Regions from separate parts of the Mus musculus genome. Here region 2 is linked to region 1. The links are chromatin contacts, found by POLR2A ChIA-PET in ENCODE. All regions are on one chromosome and are shown on one strand. Each heading gives the region's core, a stretch centred on a gene start or an enhancer-like site at or near the end of the contact. The rest is flanking DNA. Distances are from core to core; before and after follow the strand shown.

Region 1 (6,018 bases), core at 1,099-3,598:
AATATTCTAAAATAAATGTTGATTTGGGTTAGAACAATACTTCATGAGATTGAACCTCTGTAGGTGATCTGTGGTTCTCAAAGGTCTTAGTTTTAAGCTTAGTGGTTAAGAACACTGGCTGCTTTTTCAAAAGTCCCAGGTTCAAATCCCAGCATCCATATGGCATTTCATAACTGCCTGTAATTCCAGTTCCAGGGGATATGGTACCCTCATGCAGCCATACATGCAGGCAGAATACCAATGGAAAAAAATTCTTTCCTATCAAACTCTGGCTGTCTATACATAGTCTTCTTCCAAGGAAAACTGGCTTTTGATGAGTGGATTATTAAATGAGAGCACCACTATCTAATTAATTCCCAGGTAACTTTTAATTTGATAAAGATGAACATTTAGAAAAAAGAAAGTTACCATGTAAGGTCTGCAAAGTGTTAGGTTTTGATCTTCTTTCACATCAGGTAAAGAAAGCATGCTCCTTTTCCTAACTCTTTCTGCCTGTCTGTATCTGTCTGTCTATCTATCTTATGTATCTATCATCTATCTACCCACCTGTCTATCTATTTTTGTGCTGCCAGAATTCTAGGGGCAAACTCAAAGTCTCAACTTGGGCTACATTCTTGGCCCTCTCCTGTTTTATTTTATTTGATACAGGGGTCTTACTGTGTAGTCCAGGCTGACCTTGGACATGTATAACTCCTCTTACCTCTTCCCCCTGAGGGCTGGGAATAGGTATGTGCCATCAAGCTCATCCTCCCCAGTATGAAAAAGTGACTAAAATAGTGTAGGAGTTTTTCTAAACCTTCCCTTTTCTTTCACCATTCAAAAAAGGAAAGTTTTAAAATGTACTTTTTACCTTAGCCTCTAATCCCCAGGTAGCCCAGGATGACCTTGAATTTCTCTCTTGCTTCTACCTTCCCAGGGGTGTGCCACCATGCTCAGTTCATTTGGTGCTGGTAGATTAAAACCTGGACTTTGTATATGTTAGGCAATCTCCGTGAACTCAGCTAAATCCCAAGCACCTACCCTGTTTACTAATAACTGATTTACATACACTTTTCCTTGATTTGGTTCACAGAGGTGCAGGTTTTACACTACACACGATGCCAAACAATGGATGCTTATCCCAGATCCTCTGCTGCTCTTGGAGAGCTCTTCAAGTACCAATCACTTGACAGAGGCTGTGGCTCTTTTGCAGTTTATTATCTTGGCCTAACAATTCCTTCAGTAATATTGAGGTGTTGGGGGACAAAGACCTGGGCGTCCTGCTGCTGTTGCTTAGAGATCTTGAGTAAAAAGTATCCCGTGTTTCTTCATCAAATGCATTATTGGGCCGGAGCTGCTTGAAAACTAGGCCTTAGGCTGTATAAATACTTTGGATGAAATTAGACCTGGCTTTTGTCATCTCAATTTGCCTAAATTTCAACATTTAAATTGTGCAAAAGCATCTACTTGGTATCTGTTGTGAGAATGTGTCTATACAGATGGTAACTCAGAACCCCTTACCTAGAAAGAAACTATTGAAAGGCCCTCCCTTCATTTCACTATCAAATTGTTTTCTTCTAGGTGGTCGAACATTCTTCTAGGTGTGCGAGCATTCGTGCCTCCCATCATTAGGTTGTAAATTGTGCGGAAGAATCCCAAATATTGAATGTTTGCTTATGTAGTGCTTTGGTCTGGAGTACGACCAGTGCTCGTGATCTACTGGGAAAGCAGAAAGTCTGGATGGAATAGGATGTTATCACCCTGCTTATCACTGGAGGCCATTTTCTTATCTCTCTTCACTGCCTTTCTTATTGTTTGTTTATAGTCTTTATGCATATAGGTGGCTTGCCTGCATTTATGATAGAGCACCACACGTATACCTAGTGCCCTCCGAGGCCAGAAAAGGACTTGGATTCTTTGAAGTGACTAACTGCTGGTTGAGTTGTCCTATGTCGGCTGGAGCTCGAATTCTGGTCCTTTGGAAGATCAGCTCAGAGCAGACCGATCACACGACCAGGATCAGCCAATTATGTGCCGGGTTTGGTCCACAGACCTCCGGAGGAAAGAAGGTGCTTACTTGCAAGAGTACTGTCCGAAAGACGTCCTCTGGGCTTGCCTCCGTCAAACGCAGTGCGGAGAGGGCAGGGCCCAGGAATCCGCAGAATGCTGCCAAGCCCAAGCCCTCACTCTGAAGCGATGGCGTCGACGCTTTCCCCGGGCGTGGCACTCTCCTCTTTTGGCGGGCTCGGCATCGCGAGGCTCCGCCCTCCTGGAACGGTCTCTCTGCAGTCGCGGAGGCGGGCTCTGCATTTCTATTGGTAGAGCGGGTCCGCCGAGGCCCCGCCCCCTCCCGGGCCCGACGCGAGCACGTTGGGTAGCCAGGGCCGGTTGAAAAGCCGCCCGAATCCGGAGCAGCTCCCGGGGCGAGAGGCACGCTTAGGGCCGCGGTGGCGGTTAAGAGGCGTCTCTGTGGCTGGAGTGCGGTCCCCGGGGGCGGAGGGGCCGGGTGGGCCGAGACCTCGGCGGCCTGGCCCGCCGCCCTTCCTCCCCTACGCCCGTCGACCTTGTGGGCGGAAGCTCCCTGGAGCGCCTCACGCCCGCGCGATGGCGACTGCCGCGGAGACGGAGGCCCCTTCGACGGACGCGAGCTGGAAAAGCCGCGGCGGCGGCGGCGGAGACGACGGGATGAAGCCAGCGCTTCCGGAGCTTGAGTCCTCCCTACAAAATGGCGGCGGCGACGGCGGCGGCGGCGCGGGGCCTGAGGAGACCGCGGCAGCTGAAGCCGCCCGGAGCTACGGCCACGAGCAGCCTCAGCAAACCTCCGAAGCGGCCGCGGCCGCTCTGCCCAAAGGCGCCGAAGAGCCGGAAAGGCCTTTTAGGCGGAGTTTTCAGATCCCCAGGAAGAGCAGAGAAAAGAAAGGTGGTGCCTCCCCTTCCTCCCACCCCCTCTCTCGCTTCCCTCCCCCTCCATCTTTTTCATTAAGACCTCTCTGTCTCCTCTCCCCACACCCATCCGAGACACGTAAACACGCACGCAAGCGCCAGCAGCCTCTCCGCTCACGGCCACGGCCGCCCAGCCGCCCTTGGTGCGAGAGGATAGGGTGGAACCACGCTCCGCCGCTCCCCCTCTCCCCGTGGAAGTTGGAAGTAGCTCAGGTTTGAAGCGTTTCCATAAGGCTGCGGCTCCCCGAGCGGAAAGATGGTGCTCGGTGCCCCTCTTTTCCCCCAAGCCCCGAAGGCAGAGAAGCTGATGGTGGCCTCCTAAAGATGCTTCTGAGAAGTCTGCTTGTGGAAGTAGCCTGTGGCCATGGATTCTGAGGCTTTCTCCAAGGCCACTGCGTTCTAAGGACAAGTGTTTCTCACTGTGGAAATTCTTCAGCTCTGTGTGTCTACTTGAAATGTGCTCGATGTCAGCGTCTTCTATTTAGAAAACTCTCCATTAGTATATGCGCTCCATGCAGTTTTCCATCACACTTCATTTCCATGTAGTTTTTTTTTTTTTTTTTTTGGAAAAGCATTAGCTTACGTAGGTTCTTCTGTATAACTTCCAAGCCTAGAATGACTTTTCTTAAACGATTATAGGAACAGTTGGGTTGCTTACTTTTTGAGATCTTAGTGCCATATTGTAAAACGTACACTTTTTTTTTTCTTAGAGTAGGTTTTGACTGTCCGATAATTTGGAATTTTCTGGATTTGACTTAAACACTTACCTTCTTACTGCGTGTTTTTTTTTTTAATTGTTTATTTCCCAAATCTTTTTTTTTTGTCATTTGAATATCTGAAGATTTAGAATCTTGATTGGAACCGTGCATCTGGGTAACCAACTCTCTGCACAACTGAGATTATGAAAGTATAAAGAAAGTTCCTTTCTAAATGGATGACAAAGCGAAGGAAATAGCATGAGAAACCATGCAGAGAAGGATGAAGTTGATCTTTGCCGGCTGAAGTGAATGTTTCTAGAAATACTCTTTAAATGATGTAATACTTTAGGGTGTAGGGCAAGACAGTGAATTCACTTGATGTCGTTAAGGTGTGTATGGCTGTGCTGATACAAGAAAAGTTAGATACTCATCCCCAACCGCCAGTTGGTAGAAAAGGTGAGAAGTACTTTTAAGTAGGGCCTCATAATGTAGTAAGGGCTTAACAGTTTCAAGCTGTATCAAACCTTTTTGACATCCTATTTTGGATTTTAAATGACTAAGGCTTTGAACAAATCATTAAAACAAGACTTTAAAAAGGGACCAGAAAACTGGCTTAGAGTCCTTTAGGATTCTGTTTGAAAATTTAGTAAGGTAGTATGTACTTCTTAAATTTCATAAGCCAAATCCAGAAGTTGCTCTAAAATGACTGCCCTTGAACATACTAAAAGTGGCACAGGGAATTAGGGAGTATAAACCTTAGCTGCTTTTTCCGTGGAGTCTGATGTATTCCTTGGGGGAAATGAGATAGTTTCCATTTTGCCTAGGGATATGATTTTTACTTTCTCAATTGTAAGGGAGGTTGTAGTTAGAAAAACATGGTAGGGTTTTTTTAAATTTTTACTGAAAATAATTCTTAATATCTTACTGTAAATCAGGCAGCAGTTGTTCAAATAGTACATAATAGGGTCAAATCAAAACTTTACAAAAACCAAATAATAGAATCTCCTTAAGTTGTTCAGCCCTTCGACTTGAAATGCTCCTGTCTCAGCCTTCCTGCTAGGTGGAATTACAGGTGATATCATGATCTATTAATACAGCGCTTTCAAGTAACTATTTTACCCATCTCAGATTTTATTCTAAATTGGGAGAAGTTAGTCTTTGAATTTCAATTTTATAGTTAAAAACATTGTCACTTTAGAACAGTTACAAGAGTCTTTTTCCTTTTTTTTTTTTTTTTTAAAGACAGCCTTACAGCCTTTTACATAGTCCTGGCTGCCTTGGAACTCACAGAGATCCACCTACCGTTCTCTTCAGAGTGCTGGGATTGAAAATAAGCAATACCAGCCTTACCTGTCTCTGTCTGTCTGTCTCTCTCTCTCTCTTTAAACATCACTTAATTGGATATAGTGTGCAACACAGAACAAATGGTTGGAAGGAAAACAAAATAGTATAGAGACTGTTAAGTTTCCTTCCATCATTGATGAGAAGGTTTGAAAGTATGTTTAGGATTTAGCTTGGTACTAATGGTCATCTGACTTGCTAGTATAAAAATTTTTTTTTATAGATTTACCAGTCTTAACTGTTTTCTGGTGAAACTTAAAGTTTGGATGTTAATTTTTAAACAATTTCTTAAAATACCATTCAGTATAATTTATAGGCCATGCTGCCATCAAACATGCAGCCATCCTCTTGTCTCAAGTTTCCTAAGTGCTAAAGTTTCACAGAAATAGGAACTTGTCCAGCTCTTGAAAGTTTCCTTGATGACAATAGCATGATATCTAAATGCTGCCATTTTAGTGGTATACTGGCAAGCAATATTGTACTTGATAGGTTGTAGACATTGCTCTTTGTACATAATTACATCTCAACGATTCTTTGTGGTAGGTATATGTCCATTTTACAGAAAAACTGAAGTACTGAGAAGTCACTTGTCACTTAATAAATGGAATTTGAACATGTATAGACAACTTGGAACTACTCAACTCTAGTGAGGTTATTCCTAATAGTCTAAATTATATTTTTATTTAGGGAGGCAGGGTTTATTTTGGCTCACAGTTTCAGGGTATAGTTGATTATGCTGAGAAGTCATAACAGCACAAGCCTGGCAGATAATCACATGACAAAACATCTGTAATCAGAAAACAGAGATGAATGCTCCCTCCTCCCCCATGCTCCCTGTGAATTCCAAGCTGGCCTCAAACTCAAAACTTGGATACTACTACTTTAGCCTCCTAACACCGCCACGAGTGGCTTTATAATCTAGAATTTAAGTTAGCTTTTTATTTGACCAGTTGTGAAATTGCAAAGTTTAGCATATATTCAACCTTGGGGAGAATTTTGAGATGGAAAGATTATGTTCACTGTAAGTAATGGCAGATTATATGTTTTAGAAGGTTTT
Region 2 (6,018 bases), core at 1,382-3,881, 80 kb after region 1:
CAAATATTCACTCCCATTTCACTTTTATTTCAATAGTCTTTCCAAGGAAAGACAATAAACAAATGGTGGTGGTGATCAGGCAAGTAATTGACGGAGAAGACTAAAAAACTGTACTGAATCTAAAAACTAATGATTTTAAAAAAGACTTTAGCAACTGTAGTTGTACTATATAAATTTAACTTTCTCACACAACATAATTATCTGAACTCAGGGCTGACGAGATGGCTCAGTGGGTAAGAGCACTGACTGATCTTAAGAAGGTCCTGAGTTCAAATCCCAGCAACCACATGGTGGCTCACAACCACCCGTAATGATATCTGCCGCCCTCTTCTGGTGCGTCTGAAGACAGCTACAGTGTACTTATGTATAATAATAAAACTTTGGGCTGGAGCAAGCAGGGACTGAGCGAGTGGAACTGACCAACCAGAGTGAGCGGGGCTGACTGGAGCGAGCAGAGGTCCTAAAATTCAATTCCCAATAACCACATGAAGGCTCATAACCATCTGTACAGCTACAGTATACTCACATGCATAAAATAAATAAATAAATCTTTAAGAATTATCTGAACTCTACCTGTATTACTTATTAGGCAACAAGGTATGGTAACACCAAAAACATTACACATGAAATATATTTTATGAACCAACATAGACAATAGTGATCACTGTCACAATCTGACTTTACTTGGATAAATATCAATTTGTAGACATTAAAAAGAGGCTTTTTCCAAGTGTCATTTAACTATACAAGCAAAACAAACATCTATTAAACTACCACATAGTCTACATACAAACATTTTCGACGTCCAAAAACACAGCATACCATATGGGGACAGTATTAACTTGGTTTTTCCATCCAGTAATTCAGTTTCAAGCTTTAAACCATCTCTGCAATATAAAAGAAAATTGTTTTGACAAGTTTAATTTAACAACTTTCACTAAATAGCAGCCAGGGATATTTATATGAACCTTGAAAGTAAACCTATACCTTTGAATGTATACAGGAATCACATGACCATCAAAGCAGGGGTTTTGGTTGGTTGTTTCTTTTAATTCACATAGCCCAAGCTGCCCTCAAACTCACTATGTATGTAGACCAGGCTGGTTGACCAGGCTGGCTTTGAATTCCTGATTCACCTGCCTGAACCTCCCTCAAAGTAGTCTTTAAATTTTAAAATATTGTTTTCAAGGCTGGAGAGACAGCTCAGCAGTGAGGAGCACTGTCTATTCTTGGCAAGCAGAACCAACATTGCAGTTAACAAGTGTCTGTAAAGGCCCCTCGGGTCACCAAGGGCACCAGCACAAGTGGCCCACAGACTTACATGCAGGCACGATACCCATTCACATAAAATTAAAATAAGTATTTAAAAAGTATGTGTATATATGTGTTCATACATACACATTTTTTTTAACCTAAGAGGGAAAAAAATACAAAAGACTTTCTTACAACTTTTCAGTGAGGCCAGCATGTGTCATGTTTAACCTGAAACCTGGTTTTTGTTACTGGTAAGAAATAAAGCAACCCAGTTATTGCAGCATCCTTTAACCTGCAGCTCTATACCAAAAGTCCCATGCTGCTACCAGAACTCCTTAGCCAGGTACAAGACATAGATAAGCTATTTATGCGTTTTTTGTTTTGTTTTGTTTTTAACAATTTCATGACTGACAGATTCCAAGGAGGAATAGACGCGACTGAAAGATGGCTAAAATGGTCACCAATGTGACGGCTGCTTAAATACAGAATTCCACACAACTTGGACTATTTCATATACTACACGATTGCTTTAGTGACTCTATTACTATCTTAATAAATAAACAATAAACTTTGGCTAATATGACACTTTACATGTCAAAAGCGCCACCATAAAGAAACGGTAAACACTACCAGCAAAACTTACGTTGTCTATTAAAGTCAACAAAATTCTGATGGGATTCTACACACAGTATTACACAGTCTTACGGGGGTGGGGTGGGAACGGGGTGGGCGTTATGTGTCTATGAACAGTAATGACGACAACGTCAAAGAGAAAATACCAAACCAAGAAATTAAGGGCGAGCAGGTTGACTAGCAACTTTAAACTCAGAGTTGCTTTGGTAGCGAGAATCAAAGTGCCTGCGTTTGTAAAAGGAAACAATCTGGGAGATATAGGTTGTCAGAGGCCACCCCGTTGCAGGACTACAAACAGCTCATGGGTACGTTAGAAGGCAACCTCTTGAATGAATCTGAAGTTGCTAAGTCTCTATACTACCGCCCCGCAAGCTTACGGGGCAGGCTGCCTCATTGATTTCTAAACTCCCAGAAGAGAACCTAACATTCAGCTTCTGGATGCGCGGTTACGTCTAGGTCTGGTGGCTGGTTTTCCTAAAACGATGAACTTCTGAAGATGAAGACCGCACCCCAGACTCGGTCCAGCCCCAGCTGAGGATGCTCCAGCTCAGTACGGGGCAGCCGTAGCTCCCCGAGCATCTCGCCCTCTGGGGCGCCATCTCCCCTCCGGGGCGCTCCAACACCACGGTCCGCGCTGGACCCGGAACCCCGCCCGCCGCCACGCGCCGGCTGAAAGTTACAGCCCAGCGAGTCCCCGCCGGCTTACCCCAGGTTCATGGCCCCGCCGCCCACCCGCAGCTCGCTCAGGTCACTTGTGTACCCAGCTTGCTGCCGCTGCTCAACAAACGCTATGCTGATTGGTTGCCGGGGGCCAGCCGAGCCAATCACAGTGGGACATGCTGGCGGGTCCGTTCGTTGATGCCGGCCTCCCCGGACTCTAGATCCCTCTCCGGGGGCGTCTGCGGTTTCTTCGTGATCACCGCCAACCTTGGGGAGCCGCCTTGGCTCTAATGGAGGTTTCCAAATAGGCAGAAACAACAGATGTAACCATTCTCTTTTATATTTGGAGGAGAGGTTTATTTAGTTGAAGGACTTGTGACGCCTAGGACACAGAGTATATGTCTCTGTCTCTTCGTGCTTCCCACACCTTACAGGCTGAAGTTCTTTAAATACTGCAGCAACAGTCACAGTGTGGACCAAACTCGTATATCCGTCGTTAGCAGTGCTATCTCTGAGGCACGAAGAGGCAAAAGGACTTGCCTGGGTCACTGACCACTTAACAATTATACTACAGATCTTATATCTAATGTGAATATGTGTATAACCCCAGCTGACGCTTTTAGACTCAGCCCAAAATTCCACTTGTTGCTCTTCCAGAGAATCCCAGTACTCACGTCAGGGGGCTAAGCCTCCTGCAGCTATATCAATCCTGGTGTCAGACTGGAGTCGGGGAGGGCGCACCCTCGGCAGCCTGTTTCAGAGTGAGTTCCAAGACACCACCATCCCTACCCCCATCCCCACCCCCACTAATCCCCACATAAAAATAAACAAATGTCACTTCCATAAAGAAGCTGCTGAGGGTAAAGTGTAAGAAGGCAATGTCAGCCGGGCGTGGTGGCGCACACCTCTAATCCCAGCACTCAGGAAGCAGAGGCAGGCAGATTTCTGAGTTCGAGGCCAGCCTGGTCTAAAAGTGAGTTCCAGGACAGCCAGAGCTATACAGAGAAACCCTGTCTCAAAAGAACCAAATAAATAAATTATTATTATTATTAGTAATAATAATAATAATAAAAGAAGGCAATGTCTACCTCCCTCCTCCTAGGATCCCAATAGTAGAGACATTATTAGGGTCACTTCCGGAGCATGCAGGAGGGTTTTCAGGAGTTTGGGCAATCCGAAAGTAAATGTAAAGTCTGCACTTAGCAAGGCTGGCGACAAGCTCAAGCTCACGGCTGGATGTGATAGCTGGGCATCTGCTCCCCTTGAGTTCCCAGAGCCCACGTGTCATTACAGCAGTATTGGATTTGGTTGGCTGAGAGGGATGCTCAGGAGGGAGTCCCACGAACCTCCCTATCCAGTCCTGCTATCAGGGAGTGCTATCTTATGCAGACAGGCCCATTTAAGCATCCTGAAGATGGTGGTAGCTGGGCTTGGAGGATAGTCTAGTCCTATGCAACAGAAATCCTCAAAGACTGGGCAATTCCCCATCATGCCACACACACCGTTGGAATCCTGTACCAAAGTGAGTGTCAGAGAAACAGTTGATGTCTGGTACACTTCTGTAACCACAGCTGCTGCCACTTAGGAGACAGAGGCTGGGGGTCCTCCATAGTGTGAGGCCAGCCTAGGCTATACAGGTGTGGTGGCTATTCCTAGTTGTCAACTTCTGGAATGAACTACAGTTCAGAAATGGAGGGCACACCTGTGATCCAGATCATGAGGCTAGAAGACACGGGTTTCTGACTCAGATCTTGACTTGGGATGACACATACTTTTGATCCAGATCTTGAGGCATAGCGGCCATGAAAAGCTTAGGCCCAGTTAAGGTAGTATATGCCTTTAATCCCAGAAGAATGAGGCAAGCATATCATTGAGTTCAAGGTCAGCCTGGGACAGAGCAAGTTCCAGATCCAGTTGTGGTGGCACACACCTTTAATTTGGGCCACACTTTCTGCTGGAGGCCTACATAAGGGCATTGGAAGAAGGAAGGCTTAGTTCTTTGCCTGCTTGCACATCTGTTGGAAACTACTTCTTCAGGATCCCAGCTTATACAGACCAGCTGAAACAACTAGCCTCGTGGGACTGAGCAACTACTAGATTCTTGGACTTCCTATTTACAGCTGCCTATTGTTGGGTTAGTTGGACTGCAGACTATAACTCATTACAATAAATTCTCTTCATATATAGAGACATTCCAAAAGTTCTACAGACGCTAGAGAACCCTGACTAATATTATTCTTTAGAAAGCCAAACAGGTTTGGAAAGCAGGCTTGGAAACACATACCTGCACTTAGGAGTCTAAGACAGAAGACCAAAGAGTTCAAGGCTAGCTTCTCCTACATGTGACCCTGTTTCAAAATGGTTTAGAAAAGATAAAAACAACAAAGGGGGGGGGGGAGGAAGAATACACTTGTACATTTGACCATGCTGTTAATGTTTAGCTGTCTGTGGTGGTGCGTGTCTTTAACCCCAGCAGGGTTAAGGCAGGGGGATTCTGTGAGTTCAAGGCTACCATGATCTAAATAGTGAATTCCAGGTCAGCAAGAGCTACATAAAAAGCCTATGTGTTATATATAAAATAAATAAATAAATAAAAGGGCTAGAGTCGGCAGGTTAATAGACATTTTCTGGGAGGTAGAGTAGTGTGAATTTGAAAGTCTTACCTTTTTCTTTGAGTTAGTGTGGCATGTATACATGCAAGGTGTGAGTTCTCATGTGTGCTCGAGTGGGTGCACACACACATGTGCGAGGCCACAGGTGGATGGAGACTGGGGTTTTCTTCCCTATTTCTCTCCCTTTGTATATTGAAGGCTTTCTCACGTGGAGCCCAGAGTTTGCTAACTCAGCTGGTTTATCTAGCCAGCTCGCCCTACCCCATCTCTGCTGTGGGGGTCTCAGCAAATACCAGGGCCAGCAAAATGTCTGTTTGCAGGAGGCAAGGCAAAAGCTCAGTTCAACTCAACTCAGTAGCCAGTGTTGGTTCCAGTTTTGACAGCCTGGCTCCGAGTGGCTTTTTTCAGGCATATTTAAAGCCAGCACAATGTGGAAAACTTTTTTCTGGTGATAAATAACTCAACGCAGTATGTACAACAAAACTTGACAAGATTTCATCTAAACTCTTGTAAAGTGCACGTAACATCCTCCATATGGATAGGTTCTATTGATTAACTAAGGAAGCAGGCTCAAGGGAAACAGCACTCATAGGGACCTGGGGGGGGGGGGAGGAGAATTACTGTAGAGTAACTGAGATAGAGATAAACGTAAGAGATTGGGGAAGCTGATGTAGCCTGGCCACGCAGAAAGCACAGAGGTCACAGGGCTATCAACCATGGCCATTTTCAACCTTCTGGGCAGAAAGTGGGTTACACATCTCTTCTTTTGAAGGGACTACCATGTGTGTCTAACATTCCTGCTTTCCCTAGTGAATATCTATGAGCAAAAGGCCCTTGTGTCTCCTACACTCTGCTTACC

Evidence for each region. ChIA-PET counts read pairs that join two places held with the same protein, here RNA polymerase II (POLR2A).
Region 2: POLR2A ChIA-PET joins it to region 1 with 26 read pairs in Patski. The contact joins the promoter of Ccdc66 here to the promoter of Tasor in region 1. POLR2A ChIA-PET finds 5 or more read pairs at or near these places in 4 of 5 experiments (Patski and embryonic stem cell).

What each region holds. Positions count from the first base shown.
Region 1 is chr14:27,426,486-27,432,503 of GRCm38, forward strand. Tasor (transcription activation suppressor) reads left to right here and starts at 2,349. Exons shown (of 24, transcript NM_001114879.2): 1 at 2,349-2,899. The coding sequence starts at 2,584. It overlaps Gm52095 (a long non-coding RNA gene), which reads right to left and starts at 2,142. Exons shown (of 4, transcript XR_003951011.1): 1 at 2,057-2,142.
Region 2 is chr14:27,505,829-27,511,846 of GRCm38, forward strand. It overlaps Ccdc66 (coiled-coil domain containing 66), which reads right to left and starts at 2,632. Exons shown (of 18, transcript NM_177111.3): 1 at 2,594-2,632; 2 at 823-887. The coding sequence starts at 2,604.